Linked DNA regions of Mus musculus: region 2 is linked to region 1. The links are chromatin loops, found by intact Hi-C in ENCODE. Cell type or tissue: left cerebral cortex. All regions are shown on one strand.

Region 1 (8,000 bases):
GTTTAATGTGATGTCTGCTTCATGCCTTCTGAACTCTCCATAAACTCAGCACAAGAGGAGAACACAAGGAGATCTGCAGCGAAGAATCAGAGCTGACTAACTTTTCGCAGAAACGCTTCTTGTTTAGAGGCGACTTGGTGATTTTTTCCCCTTTAACTTTCTTTAATGTAGCAATATTTATTTGTCTCTAAGAGGACTGATTGCTGTTGTGTGTGTGGGTGAATCAGATCTAGTATCTCTGTTGCAGCATTCCTTTGGTTCCTTGAAGTACTATCAGATAATTTATTAATAAATACTGTCAGTTACTTTAAAAATGCTACCACCAGGGAGTACCCAGGAGTAAATATTGAGATTCTCTGAATGTTGATGGAAACAATATCTTCTCAGGTTAAAGTAACTTAGCACATCTAATTTTTCCCAATGAAGACGCTATTAACAAACAAGGGATAAATTGAATAAACTACAGTTTCTGAATTTACCAAGCAAAAGCACTCAGAAGAACATCCCTATAGCCGCATTGCACTTATAGGTATATAAATCATGTATAGAGCACAAAACATCCTTGAACGTCTGGACTTCCAGGACTGAGAAACTATGGGATTCTCAGCTCGTAGGGTCTGCTTTAGTTGTTGCTATTATTTTCAAAGCTAACTTAAATTCTTATATACATTCATTCCATTGATTTTGCTCCTCCAGACAACCCTGACTAAGACAATATATTTAGACCATTGACATTACAGGTGAACCAGGCAAACTGGATTTCAAAAGATAACAACGTCTTCTGAGGAGAGATGGAAGGCACAAACTGTTTAACTCTTGAATGACCATTGCAGAACCAGATGGCAACCTTAAATGCATGAAGAGAAAATAATGGAATTTTAAAGACTGAAGGTGAACCATGCTGATTGACAGCTGAGACTCCATCAGAGCAGAGCACCATACATAGATGGTATCCTTACCCCCCTCAACGGCTTTTTTCCAGAGTTCCATTCGGCTGTATCTGAGGAAGAGGAGCAAGGCGCTATGACACCAGGAACACCACTCACGGTTCACGTGAGAGTGAGAGAGCCAAGGTGATTTGGCCTGAGCCCAGCGTGTGACCCAAACAAACACAACTCCATCTGCATCCCAGATGTGGAGTAAAAGCCATCAGCCCAGAGGAGAGCAGAGGAAGAAATGCCTTTGATGGAAGGGATGTCAATACCTGGGGAAAGGGCCAGGAAAGGGCCAAGGCAGGTTATCTGCTACTACCTTGATGTTAAAGAAAACTGTGTGCCACCGGGAGGGGAGGAGGAAGCCTATGCCGTGGCTAAAGCAAAAGACCACTGGTGCTGGGGGACTCTCATATGCAGAAGATCACGCATTAACAAAGTCCACCAGTTAGACTGTGGTGAAGGAAGACACAATGCTGACACCGGTGAGATATGGACTGAGCAGATGGTAAAATTGTCTGGCCCTGGTACAAAAGAAGGAGTGCTCCCTGAGTCCTGTCACTGGAGCACAGACCTACAAAGTGTGAGACTGAAGCAGGAATACTACAAATCCACCCCTCTTCAGCCCACTCTATACCACTGCAAAGAGCAGTAAGCAACAGCCGTTGAAAGCGATGTCCTCTGTGGCACAGGCATGAGACACAGAAAGCAGGAAGATCAAACAAGATGACCCCCCATTTGAGGGCTGCAGAGACATTTCCTTTGGTAAAGTACAAGCCTGGGCTCCTGAGTTCAGATAGCCAGAATCCATATAAAAAGGCTTGATGGTATATAACTGCAATCTCAACACTGGAGAGGCAGAGACAAGAGGATCACAGGGCTCGCTGACAACCCGTCCAGCTAGTTGGTGAGTTCCAGGAACAGTGAGAGACTCTGTCTTAAAAAAAATAAAATAAAAATGGAAAAACAATTGTGCAAGATAAAGATCTAGCCTTCATCTGCAGGCAAACTCGGATATTCTTAGTTACACACATGTACACACAATGTGCAGAGACAGACAAATAACCTATGTGCAGGCACAAAAGCACCAGGCACAACAGATCAGACATGGGGACTACAGCCGCATCCTTCTAGGTTACAGTGACAGAAACATTATAGCTTCCATTGAAAAGCAGAGAAATCAAACTCGAGCTATTGTGAGGTGCCACCTGGGGGATGACCAAGCAGAGGCCTGAAAAGAATCACCAAGTGTGTCTATCAATAGGCATTACATTCAAATACAAACTCAAAAAGCACGGAGGCTGGGGGAGAAAATACAACAGGGCATCCAAGAGCGGAGTGCATTGAACCTCTTAGCCCATGCACAGAGTTCAAAGAAGAAAACAAGGAGGCAAAGTCCCCACGACATATTTGAAAAGACTGTAATTCTCTCACTAATCCAATATGTTCAAAAGGGTCTTGGAAAAAATTAAACATACATTAACACACTTAAGCATATTAAAACCAAACTGACAAGAAAATACCCCTACAAAACAACTATGGGGCTAGAGATAGGGCTCAACACTTAAGAACATTTCCTGCTCTAGGAGAGGACCTGAGGTTCCAGCACACAAGTCAGGAAGAACACAAATGCCTGTAACTCTAGCCGAGGACGATCTATCCTCCTTCTCTGACCTCCATAAGCACACATGTGGCACATATTCACAGAGACACACACCTGCATATAAATACCGTCTTTTAAATTAAAGATAACATTTGTGAAGAGGGATTAGAGGGTGAAGCACAGAACAGAATATAGCAGGTTCCTCACCTCAAACTCTGAGTCCAGAGGATGCTGTAGAGACAGTGTAGCCTCTTACACAGAACACATGACAAATGTGTCCCCGAGTACTTACATGCTCATAGGACCAATAAAAATATATTTCGAAATGAAAGTGTATGACAGCATTTTATTTTTTTCTCACTGACAGAGACCACCATCGTCAGGCTACCTGCATTGCCGAAGCTCTTCAGGCAAAAAGGAAATAGCACTTGCAAATTTTGATTGACTCAAGGTAGAACACTAGAATTCTTTTTGAATTATGAAGGGCATCTTGAATAAGAATGCTTAAGGTGTCTTTTTAAAAGATAATAACAGTTTTCAAGGCTAGTCTTTGGGAAAAGCCAAGTGAAGAATAACTTAAGAAATGAAAGGGCCAGCTCGACCCTAGCCTATGTGTTCCCATTAATATCATGATTTATCTTTCTGTTTAGAGAAAGGCCACTGTGGGACTGGAGAATGGTCCAGTGGCTAAGAGCACCTGCTGTTCTTGGAAAGAAGTGAGGTTTGGTTCCCAGCACCCAGGTCAGGTGGCTTACAACCACCTGTCATTCCAGCTCCAAGAGACACCATGCCTCTGACTACCGTGGGCGCCCCCACACCTATTATCCATTCAATAGACTCACACACATACACGTATATTAAAGAAACAGAAATAAATCTCAGAAAGAGAGAGAATTGCCAATCCCTACGCACAGCAAGCAAGGTACTGGGGTTACAAGATTGGAGAACGTTCCTACTTAGAAGAAAAATGAATTGGTTTATCATTTACCAAATAATAGTGAGGTGGAATAAATAAACCTGTGACTGCCATAGCTGACTGCCTTGAGAGTCTTCACGTCTTCAGGTCGATGCTCAGCACAGGCCAGGCACAGCCAGGTCCCAGATGAAAGGAATGGGTACAGAGTCCAAGATCCCCAAAACATCTAGGACCCACTGCCCCGATTTCCAGAAAGCAGCAAGCTCCAAAGAGTGGAGACGGAGCCCTAGAGCCATGTTAGCCCCACCTCCACCCCCCTTGAGTACTTATTTGTAAGGTAGTCATTTCTTCACACATTGTAGCAAAATGCTTTAGGCTGGGTAGGACAAATAACATGCCAAAAGTCTTGAGGAAATTAGAGATCACACACACGGTTGAGAGCTGATGAGGAAACTCACAATTCATTGAGCAGGTAGGAGAATATTTAGAATGCTACCCAGCTGATAGTCACTGTCCGCTGGCGGCTTCTGTTCCCACCACCCCTATGTCTGGTAGCAGCCAGCAGAGGCCTTGGGTGGGTAGAAGTAGCAGTAAGCAGCGCCCCCTAGTGTTACAGTCCTGATGCAGGTTACAGGTATCAGGATCCCCAGGCACGGCTACATGAGTTAAACCAGTTTCTCAGTTTCTGGGTCGCAACCCCTTTTTAATCAGCTATTTATACTATGATTCATAACAATAGCAAAATTACAATTATGAAGTAGCCACGAAAGTAATTTTATGGTTGGGAATGGGGGTGAGGGGTTCACCACAACATAAGCAACTCTATTAAAAGGTTACAGCCTGAGGAAGGTTGAGAACCACTGGGCTCAATTCTAGGGGTATTCCTGGGTCTTGGTTGTAGCTAACATTGCAAGCTGGTCTTGCTTACTGTTGGGATTCTGTGACAGCTAGCTGTGTTAGAGATTTTGTGTAGGTCTACAGTTTCAGGATTCCTTACCTATTAAAGCCACGCAGTGTTATAGCTCTTGGCCAGGTGTCTCAGACTCTTGGCCTCAAGGCGTTGACACTTCTTTAAAACTCATCCAGAAACAAGGGCGTAAGGAATGCCTGGCACCAGGAGGCAAAGTTGCCAGCCACGCATCAACCCCAATTCACAGCAGTTTCTGGACACCAAGGCCTGCAGTTTCTTGTTTCTGGCTCCTTGCAGCTTTAATTCTTCCATTTCAACTCTCCTGCTATTTCTTTATGTCCACCGCCCCGCTCCTGCTGCCCACACTCCTTCCCAGCCTGTGTAAATCAGTCACTGTGGCCACACAGCTGCCTCTGCCACCACCCGACTCTCTGTTGTTCTGTTCTAACAGCACAGCCTGCATGGCTAATCTAAGAATGTACCATTCAACACAAGTCTTTTGTTGGGTCTGTGGCAACACCAGAAGAGGCATCACGGGAGGGTTTGCCAGCTGACATACCAACTCAACAAGAATAGCCTTACAAAGCCTGGGAGTGGGTGTTTGGACCAATCCAAACCATGTCACTTAACACCATTCACAGGCATTTCCCCAGACTTCAAAGACACTGAACACTTTCTGAAGAACTGTTGGCTATTTGTGTTTCTTAACTAGAGGAGCTGATATTGTTGTTTGGATTTGTGTAGAGGAATTTTATTCCAGCAACATGGCTGCTCTGGCAAGAGATCACATCCAAAGACTTTATAGGCTTGTGTGATTTGCTAGAATACAGACATGACTTTAATCCCAAGAGACAGAGTCAAGCCGATATCTGAGTTCAAGGCCAGCCTGATACAGAGAAAGTTTTAGGTAAAGAGAAGCTTAGGTCCAGGCATGGTGGTACATGCCTTTAATCCCAGAACTCAGGAGACAAGAGACTTGCAAATCTCTGAGTTCTAATCAGGCAGTTCGGTTGAGTCACTGAGCTGAGAAAGCAGTGAAGTGGAGTGGAATTCATGGCAGTTCAGTTCATGAAGTTCTGAGGCAGATAGAAGGAGAATTTTACAGAGACAGGTTGCAGAGAGAATCAGCTAGACACAGGTGAAGAAGACACAATAAGCCAAAGAATGAGAATGAGCCCAGAATACTAGAATAGATTGCTAGAGTTAGCTTGAGGCCAAGCGGAACATTTCAGTCAGAAGCCGAAAGAAGCCAGTTTGAATCAGTCATCTTGGAGAGGAGTTGGAGCCAGGAAAGCTGAGTTGAAGCAGCCAGCCAGAGTTCAGAAAAAGCTAGAAAGGGTGAGCTTATTCATCATTAGCCCTCTGAGATGACAATTACATTAGGCAAATAAAACTTACTTCTACAGATTTGCAATTATACACACACACATATATATACATGTATGTATGTTAGTACCCAATCCATACATACATATATATGTATGTATGTTAGTACCCAATCCAGTGTAGTTGACAAGGCTATTTCCCATTCTATAGGCTGTCTGCTCACTCTGGTGATTAAATCTCTTGCTGTGCTGAAGTTTTTTTTTAACTTCATACAATCACATTTATTATTTTGGGGATTGTTTCTGGTTGTGTTGGACTTCTTCCTTGCCTATGCTTACATCATGAAACACTTCCACTATGTTTGCCTCTAGCAGGTTCAGTGTCCGTTTGATCCATTCCAAATTGAGATTTTTGTAGAGTGAGAGACACGGATCTGATTTCATTCATCGACATGGGGAGATCCAGTTTTCCCAGAAGCCTTTACTACAAGCTGTCTTCTCCTCCAAGCTACTTTGACACTTTCGTCAGAAGTTAGGTGTCTGTATCTTGGGTGGGATTACTGCTGGCTCCGCCGTTCTATTCTATTTGCCTTCATGTTGGCTTTACCTCTATGGCTCTGTGATGTAATTTGAGGTCAGAAATTTTCCTCTGTGATATTTCCAATATTGTTGTATCTGCTAAGCGTTGCTTTGACTATCGAAGGTATTTTGTCCTTGCCAATAAATATTAGTATTTTTTTTCTAGTTTTGTACAAGACATTGTTAGAATTTCATTGGGACTGTGCTGCAAACGTAGATCACTTTTGCCATCACAGCCAGTTTCACTATTTCAAACCCATCACCTGTCATCTTCTAGTATCTTCACCTTCTTTCTTCAGGGATGCATAGTTTTAAAGTAGAAATCCTCCTTGGTTAGCTTTATTCCTAGAGATTTTGTTTTTTGTTTGTCTGTTTGCTTGTTTGTTTGTTTTAAAACAACTGTCATAGCCGTTATGGGATTTTTATGACTCACTAAGTCAGCAAATTTCTCATTTCTGTTATTTCTATGTTGAGAAGTTGGTGTGTCTTGTTGGTTTTCATGATGATTTTGTAAATTGGTAGTTTACTAGAAATGTTTATCCAGTCCAAGAGATGACTGGCAGAGTCATAATGGTTGCTCAAGAGCAGGACTATGTTGTGTACAACAAGGAATAATTTGGCTTATTTTGCTCCCTTATCTTCTTCATCCTTCTCTCATTTTACTGCTCTGGGTAAGGTTTTAAGGGACATATTGAGGGGAGAGAGTGGGGCTTTGCCTTATTCAAGCTATAACAGGAAGCGCTCCATTGTGGGCGTGTTCTTTCTGTTCCTAGTTTTTCAGGTTTTTTTTTTTTTTATCAGACAGGATTATTGGTCTTTGACAAAACTGTTTTATACATGGATTGAGATGATCATGTGATTTCTATTCTTATGTCTACTTATACATTGTAGTACACATATTGAGTTGTATACCCTGAACCATCATTACGTGCTTGGAATAAAACCAACTTGATCAATGCTGTATCAAACTCTTCACATCTCTAACTCACTTTGCCTGAACTTCTCTGAGGAACTTTGGACTTTTGCAACATTTGAGCCTAAGGGTTACGCAGCATTCATAGAATGGCCGATTCTGTTCCTTCCCTCTCTATCTGTGGGAAACTCTGAGGAGTGTTGGTGCCTGCTCCTTAAGGGCCCAGTAGAACACAGCTGTGGATCTTTCCAGTTCTAGGCATTGTAATTTGTGGAAGACTTCTAATTATTGCTTCCATCTCAATGACTGTTAATTTTTTTTTTTTATTAAACTGCTCACATACTCTTGATTTAATTCCTATAGGTCATGTTTATCTAGAAATTGAACAATTTCTTCTGGATTTTCTAGATTACCTGGATATGTTTTCAGGATTTCACTAAAATGTGCAGGCATCTTTCCCTTTTCCTCCTCTAATTTTATTAGAGTGTGTCTTCTCAAGGTTAGTCTGGTGGGTTTGTTTTGTTTGTTTTGTTTTGTTTCATTTTACTTGATCTTTTTAAAAAACCAATTACTTGGCATGTTCTATGCATTTTCTTTATTTTATTTTATCAGCCTCTGTCTTGATTTTACTTATTAACACGTCTTTTTAGATTTGGATTGTTCTTGCATCTTGAAATGCATCATTGTGTGGTTTGAGGTCTTGCTAATTTTTGATGTGTGCACTCATAGGTATAACTTTCCATAAAGAACTACAGTGATTGCAGTTCAAAGGTTTTGGAAAAGCTACACTTTAGCTTTGTATGGGACTAGAACATATATTTT
Region 2 (8,000 bases), 140 kb before region 1:
TTCCTTCCTTCTTTCCTTCCTTTCTTCCTTCTTTTTTCTTTCTTTCTCTCTCTCTCTCTTTCTTTATTTTCTCTTTTGAAACAGGGTTTTATTCTGTAGCCTTGGCTGGAACTCCCTTTGTATACCAGGCTTGCTTTGAACTCACAGAGATCCACATGTGTCTGCCTCCAAGTGCTGGGATTAAAAGTGTACCCCCCCACACACACATCTGCCCTTCCCTTCCCTTCCCTTCCCTTCCCTTCCCTTCCCTTCCCTTCCCTTCCCTTCCCTTCCCTTCCTTCTTTCCTTCCTTCCTTTCTTCCTTCCTTCCTTTTTTCCTTGCTTTCTCCTTCCCTCCCTCCTTCCTTCGTTCCTTCATTCCTTTCTTCTTTAATATTGTTGCACATATCTCTTTAGACAGTTCTGACTAAACGTTTATTCATTTTTAAATCATATTATCAAGGCATCCTATACATGCAGGGAAGAAATCTGAGTCTAAGCATTTAGTCTGATGTGTCTTAATCAACGCATGTATCCATGTTGCCAACACAGCCAAGATGCAGAAACTATCACTCTTAACTTCCCTTCATGATTTTATTTGCAGCTGTCTCCATCTGCCACACCCCCAACAAGAAACTACTGAACTTTTGTTTACACTACAATAGTTTTGCTTGATTTCGAATTTTACATTAAAGCATACTCTGGTGGCTTAAATGAGAAATGTCCCCTGCAGTCTCAGACATTTGAGCACTTGGTTGCACCGCTTGGGGAAGTTTAGGAGGGGGGTAACCTTGCTGGAGGAATTATATCACCGAGGAGCTTCAAGTCTTATTTATGTTCAGTTTGTTCTCTCTGCTATGTGCTTGTAGTGTAAGATGTGAGCTTTCGGCTCCCTGTGCTTGCTACCGTGCCTCCACACCACAATCACGGACTCTAAGCCTTGGGAACCTCAAGGCCAAATAAACTCTTTCTTCTGTAAGTTGCCTTGGTCACGGTGTTCTATTACAGCAATGGAAAAACAACTAAAGCACACACCTAGGGCGTCGTCTGCCAACACAGTGGGTCTTGGTACTGTTGCGTATGTGAGTAGTTTGCTCGCTCCCATGGCTCACCAACATTCCGGTGTCTAGATTCCCTATATCTGACTTATCATTTCAGTTGCTGAGGGCTATCTCCATTGTCTCCCAGATCTCAGGCAGGACTCCTGTTCTGGGTATCTCTTTCCTTTTCTCTTACTGAATCCTGTAGAGTTGGTGGGTCTTGGGGAAAGCTTATGCTGAACTTTAAGAAGCTGTTGGAGAGTTCTATCTTTTCATTTTCCATTTCTACCAGCAGTGGGAGGGCACGCTGGCTCAGCGCCTGCCTACTCGCTGGCTGTCAGTCTCAAACATGTTAGCTATCTGTGGGCAAGTGGTAGCATCTTATACTTTAACTTGGGCCTGCTTCTAACAAACATAGAGTGTGAACATAGCTATACACCTAAAATTTCCCAAGTAAATAGTTTCTGTGTCCTGATAGAACAGCTCTAAACCATCGCTTGCACTACACGGCCCAGAGTTGACTGTGCATACAGAGTTGACTACCATCCTGCCATCAATGCCATCAATGCCATCAATGCCTGCCTGCACTGTAACCATTACAAAGTTGCCTTTTTAAAAATACTCTGCATTACAGATATTTTAACGTTGTATTTCTTTTAAGAGCTATGGAAATGAGAAAAAAAGTTATTCTGCTTCCTTCTGTCTTTGGTTGCTGTAAGTTGCGATTGTCAGTGACTGCTAGGGGAGATGGACAATAGGTCTCCACCCCATTGTGGTATTTATGGTGGCGTTGGTTTTACCATGATCAGAGTACAAGCAGAGTAACCTACAGAAAAACTTGGTTTCCCCTCTAGGACTGACACAGGAACCCCTGGGCCCCAGCAACTTCTTGGTTACTCTCCTCTATTCACAGTGAAGTTTCGGTACACTCATCCGTTATTTCACGGCTTGTTGGCAGGAAAGCCAGAGTGCAGATACCAAGACTCCCCGGCAGTCAGCCGGCCTCATGCAGGTCCGATGTCCGGTAATATGCGCAGTGTGAGGGTTTAATCATAGGCGCCCAAGAGGAGCAGGCAGTTTTTCTTTTCAAGAAAATCTCTCTTTGGTAGCTATTAGGTTGCTGAATGAGAAACCGCACAAAAGAAATGACGGCTCCTTGTGGTCTTTCAGATCATTAAAAAGTAACCCAGGTGCCAGGGCACTGATCATTTCCTGGGCTCCAGGAGATGAAAGAGGAAGATTGACCGCCAATCTGAGGCTTCATGAAGGCCAGGCCATTAGCCCACGGCAAAGGCGGGGTCATCAGTTCTAGGGAAAGTCAGGCTCAGAGCGATTGCTTCTTTTTGTGCAGAGAAGTAACCTGTTGACTAAGCTGATTTTGCTCTTCCAACAGCTGGGCTGTTTGCACTTGAGGAGCCTTGTATAGCTGAACTCACAGATCTTGTTTTTCTGGTACCTCCTACCCAGTGAGACCCCAGTCTCTCTCTCTCTCTCTCTCTCTCTCTCTCTCTCTCTCTCTCTCTCTCTCTCTCTCTCAGAGGTAAATCTGGGGAGTCACGCTTTTGTTGCTAGGGATAGGGGCTCCAAGAAGCTATTAGTAGCAAACAATCAACCACCCACCCCCACACATTTTGGTTTCAGGTCTGGCGAGAGCTCTGTGGCCCGGTGTTCATCTGGTGAATTGAAATGACAGAGTGTCCTCCTGTCTCTGGCTCTTGCCAAGAACACGTGGGGTCTAATCACAACTGTGCTAAAATGTGCAGCTGTTGTGCTCGGAAAATGCTTCAGATTAGCCACGAATTTCCCCCAACAGGTTGCTTCCCTTCCTCAAATGTTCAGAATCAAACTGCCCCTTAAATGGGGCCCTTCAGCAGCAAAGTAACACACGGAGGGAAATCTCCAAGAAGATGGTGGAAGAGAGAGGCTGAGAGAGAGGGCTGAAGCTGATGTAAGTACATTTCAGAAGCTGCAAAGTACCCTGAAAAGCATATCCACAAGAAATAAGATTTTACTATTAAGATGACACAGACTGTAGGAGAGTTATCTTAGTCTGTGCCGCTAAAACAAACTGCCTGAGTCTGGGACATTTATAGAATTAAAAAATCTACCTCCTACGGTCCTGGAGGCTGAGAAGTTTCAGCTACAAAAGCCCTTCACTAAGTTTCTGGTATGAGCCAATTGCTCAGAGATGGTATCACTGGTGTCCTTACTTCACATGAGGTATAGAGAGTGCAGGAGGGACAGTCACTGTCCTCCTACATCGGAGGAACAAAAGGAGTGTGTAGGAAGGGCTTCAGCTAGTGTCTCTCAGCCCCGACTCTAGTCTGGCATCCATGCTTTCACCCCCTCAGAGCTGCTCAAGTCACCACAGTGGCACTTCAGTCCCAACACATGAACCTGGAGAACACGCAGGCCCTTAGAAGAGGAAAGACCACCGCAGATCAGCACACAGTCCTTAACATCTCTAAGGCCTGCCATCAACTAGGGAAACCAGGTCTCAGTTCAAAAGGTGATCTTGGTCTCCAGACTCTTGGCTTTTTTAAACCGTGCACATGTTGATACAGAAGCCCAGTGAGTTAATTTAGAAACGCTCACATAGGGCAAAGGCCCCAACATAGGGCTTCAGGGAAGCAGGCTTGCTGCTGCTTCAGTTCTCTTCTCTCGTCTCTTCTTCACTCTCCAAATGGCCTCCTTGGGGCATCTTTGAAAGGTCATTTTTGGTGAAGCCCTGCTCCATGTTGCTCAGCTCCAATGTCACTGATGGTGGCCACCATGGCAATAACACTGGCTGGGGAATACCAGGCACCATGGTGCTATTTATGTGGTTGTTTCTTACCAAATTCAAAATACTCTTATGGGGGACTATTATCTGTCACTTCACTGATGCAGATGACAATGAAGACAAAGGTTAGGTATCTCGTGTGAAAGGCAGAATAATGGCTTTTGAAAGATGTCTCAATCTAACCACTGAAGCCTTCTACATGGTGGCTTATATAACAAGGGGGCTTTCAGATATAATATGCTATGGATCTTGAAAGTGGGGGGCAGGGAGGTGGGAATACATGGGATTACACAATCCTCATGGGTTCACAATCACAATGTGATCCATCATGACCACAAGAATCCATCTAACAGAAAGGCAGGGAGTCTGAGTCAAGGAAGGAGATGTAACAACTAGAGCAGAAGCCAAGGCAACACATCTCCAGGGGATGGATTCTCCCCTAAAGTCTTGAGGAAGGACACAAACAATGCTTTAGCCTTGCAAGACCGTTTTAGATTTGTGACCCCTAACCTATAAAGTAATATATCTGAATTGTTCTAAACACCTAATAATTTCTACAGATTTGTTTTAATAGTATCAGCAACAAGAAACCCATACACTTTCACTGTGTATGGTCGTGAAAGTGTAAGTTCAGGGCTATAACACCCCATGCAGTCTCACTCTCAGGTGACTTTCTAGCTTCCTGATCCAACACTGAGGTTCTATAACATGGTCCTGGTGTCATCTACTCTAAGAGCTTCCTAAGTCTAGTTTTCTAAAGTGTAAAACTTCAGCTATGCAAATGCTTGGTATTGTTTCCTTAACAGATTCCTTATTGCCACCCTTTAACTCTGTTGTCAGTGCAAGGATGAGAAGTGTTGACAGGCTGGACAGAATTCTGTGACTCATGCATTCGGAGCCCGTGGGAGAATGAGGAAGAAATAGAAGCTAGCAACTGGAGACACTGAAGTTACTGGAGAAAAAAAAAAAAATTCTGAAACCAAAGAGGTGAAGTCAGGATAGATTCACGTAGGGAAATCTCAGGGGGTGTGCATTTTTAGTATTCAGGATTAAAAATTAGAAGTGACTTTCCAATAATTGGCTTTTAAAGCATATATGAGAAGACAATCAACATATTTAAGATGAGGAATCCTAAGGGAACCTAAAGGAATTTAAAAATCTTTTTTTGTGAGAGTAGGATGTGAGAAGATAGAGAGTAAAAGTCTACCAATTCTGATCCTTCAGCAACCAATTTCTGTCACATTTCTTCTCTAAGTTTTCCCTTAACCAGTCTAGCTCAAAGAAATTCCTCTGCACTGGCATAGAAATTCCAGCTGGACCATGCAACTACACATACCTGTGCATTTGCCCTCACTGTCTTGTATTGAAAACTCCACTTCTTTGTCAACCAACTGCATTCCCTGCTGGGAAAAAGAAGGAATGCATCTTTTATAAGCCATGTGTTTCCATGGGACAAAGAACATACAGAACACACCCAGTCAGGTAACATACCCAGTTTCTAAAAGCTTTGGCTCAGGAAAAGATGATCTGAATTATCCTGTAACTTCTGCTGAGGTTTTGACAACATCCATTTGTCCGTCGTATGGACTCCCAATTTTTGATCTGATATTTCAGGTATCTACCACCACATTCTTTTTTGCAGCCCCAAACTGGAATCCTGGATCTTGGTCTTACAGCATATACTGTGGTGGACCACACAGGTCTTTCTATCAGGATGGAGGCACTCACTGTTCAGCAGCTGAGGACAAAGAAAGGTGATGGTTCATAGCTGAGCTATTCTCTAGGTAGGAATTGTCTTCATACCAAAAGGACCACCTTACTTATTCATATCCCCTCTGAACACACAATCATAAGTGTATAATAAAAGCCACTGACCTCTAGATAGTTCAACTCTTAAAACAGGGCTAGCCCATCTTTTTTTTTTTTTTTAATGTTACATTTTCTTTTTTTTTTAATCTTTTTTTTTAATTAGGTATTTTCTTCATTTACATTTCCACTGCTATCCCAAAAGTCCCCCAAACCCTCCCTGCACCCGACTCTCCTACCCACCCACTCCCACTTCTTGGCCCTGGTATTCCCCTGTACGGAGGCATATAAAGTTTGCAAGACCAATGGGCCTCTCTTTCCACTGATGGCCAACCAGGCCATCTTCTGATTCATATGCAGCTAGAGACACGAGCTCCGGGGGGCGGGGAGGCGGGGGGAGGGATACTGGTTAGTTCATATTGTTGTTCCACCTATAGGGTTGAGATTCCTTTAGCTCCTTGGGTACTTTCTCTAGCTCCTCCATTGGGGGCCCTGTGATCCATCCAATAGCTGACTGTGAGCATCCACTTCTGTGTTTGCTAGGCCCCAGCATAGTCTCACAAGAGACAGCTATATCAGGGTCCTTTCAGCAAAATCTTACTAGTGTATGCAGTGGTGTCAGTGTTTGGATGCTGATTATGGGATGGATCCCCGGATATGGCAGTCTCTAGATGATCCATCCTTTCGTCTCAGCTCCAAACTTTGTCTCTGTAACTCCTTCCATGGGTGTTTTGTTCCCAATTCTAAGAAGGGGCAAAGTGTCCACATTCTGGTCTTCATTCTTCTTGAGTTTCATGTGTTTTGCAAACTGTATCTTATATCTTAGGTATTCTAAGTTTCTGGGCTAATATCCACTTATCAGTGAGTACATATTGTATGAGTTCTTTTGTGACTGGGTTATCTTACTCAGGATGATGCCCTCCAGGTCCATCCATTTGCCTAGGAATTTCATAAATTCATTCTTTGTAATAGCTGAGTAGTACTCCATTGTGTAAATGTACCACATTTTCTGTATCCATTCCTCTGTTGAGGGGCATCTTTCCAGCTTCTGGCTATTATAAATAAGGCTGCCTTAAACATAGTGGAGCATGTGTCCTTCTTACCGGTTGGAACATCTTCTGGATATATGCCCAGGAGAGGTATTGCGGGATCCTCCAGTAGTACTATGTCCAATTTTCTGAGGAACCGCCAGACTGATTTCCAAAGTGGTTGTACAAGCTTGCAGTCCCACCAACAATGGAGGAGTGTTCCTCTTTCTCCACATCCTCACCAGCATCTGCTGTCACTTGAATTTTTGATCTTAGCCATTCTGACTGGTGTGAGGTGGAATCTCGGGGTTGTTTTGATTTGCATTCCCCTGATGATTAAGGATGCTGAACATTTTTTCAGTTGCTCCTCAGCCATTCGGTATTCCTCAGGTGAGAATTCTTTGTTTAGCTCTGAGCCCCATTTTTAATGGGGTTATTTGATTTTCTGGAGTCCACCTTCTTGAGTTCTTTATATATGTTGGATATTAGTCCCCTATCTGTTTTAGGATAGGTAAAGATCCTTTCCCAATCTGTTGGTGGTCTTTTTGTCTTATTGACGGTGTCTTTTGCCTTACAGAAGCTGTGCAGTTTCATGAGGTCCCATTTGTCAATCCTCGATCTTACAGCACAAGCCATTACTGTTCTATTCAGGAATTTTTCCTCTGTGCCCATATCTTCAAGGCTTTTCCCCACTTTCTCCTCTATAAGTTTCAGTGTCTCTGGTTTTATGTGAAGTTCCTTGATCCACTTAGATTTGACCTTAGTACAAGGAGATAGGAATGGATCAATTTGAATTCTTGTACATGATAACTGCCAGTTGTGCCAGCATCATTTGTTGAAAATGCTGTCTTTTTCCCACTGGATGGTTTTTGCTCCCTTGTCAAAGATCAAGTGACCATAGGTGTGTGGGTTCATTTCTGGGTCTTCAATTCTATTCCATTGGTCTACTTGTCTGTTGCTATACTAGTACCATGCAGTTTTTATCACAATTGCTCTGTAGTACAGCTTTAGGTCAGGCATGGTGATTCCACCAGAGGTTCTTTTATCCTTGAGAAGAGTTTTTGCTATCCTAGGTTTTTTGTTGTTCCAGATAAATTTGCAGATTGCCCTTTCTAATTCGTTGAAGAATTGAGTTGGAATTTTGATGGGGATTGCTTTGAATCTAAGGGCTAGCCCATCTTGAACAGTCTCTGTTGCTCGAGCTGAGCCTTTAGTACAGCTCTATAGTAGTTTAACTCTTCCCAAGGCCACCTAAATGTGACTTCACATCCATAGGAGAAAGCAGAAAGCTTTCCCTACTAAACTCCCTGCAAACAGATCTACACTATGATCTGTTTCCTTGGAAACCTGCTCAGTGACAGATCC

What was found. Hi-C counts contacts between places; a loop is a spot of excess contacts. Peaks named below come from ENCODE experiments on the same cell type or tissue, not always from the same donor. Only the 100,000 strongest peaks of a DNase experiment are listed, where the experiment ranks them.
Region 2: it touches region 1 in a loop (9-fold over the local background); 2 of 42 quality-filtered maps call a loop at or near these places.

Annotation. Positions count from the first base shown.
Region 1 is chr19:27,689,858-27,697,857 of GRCm38, forward strand. No RefSeq gene overlaps it. Among named protein-coding and RNA genes, the nearest start is that of Gm35697, 25 kb to the left of the region's middle. In left cerebral cortex, a CTCF peak has its summit at 4,084 (motif pointing left); DNase peaks (open chromatin) are centred at 4,007 and 4,823.
Region 2 is chr19:27,553,714-27,561,713 of GRCm38, forward strand. No RefSeq gene overlaps it. Among named protein-coding and RNA genes, the nearest start is that of Gm35697, 110 kb to the right of the region's middle. In left cerebral cortex, no CTCF peak of the experiment used is centred here; DNase peaks (open chromatin) are centred at 1,326, 3,183, 4,680, 5,065 and 1 more place; H3K27ac peaks cover 1,800 bases.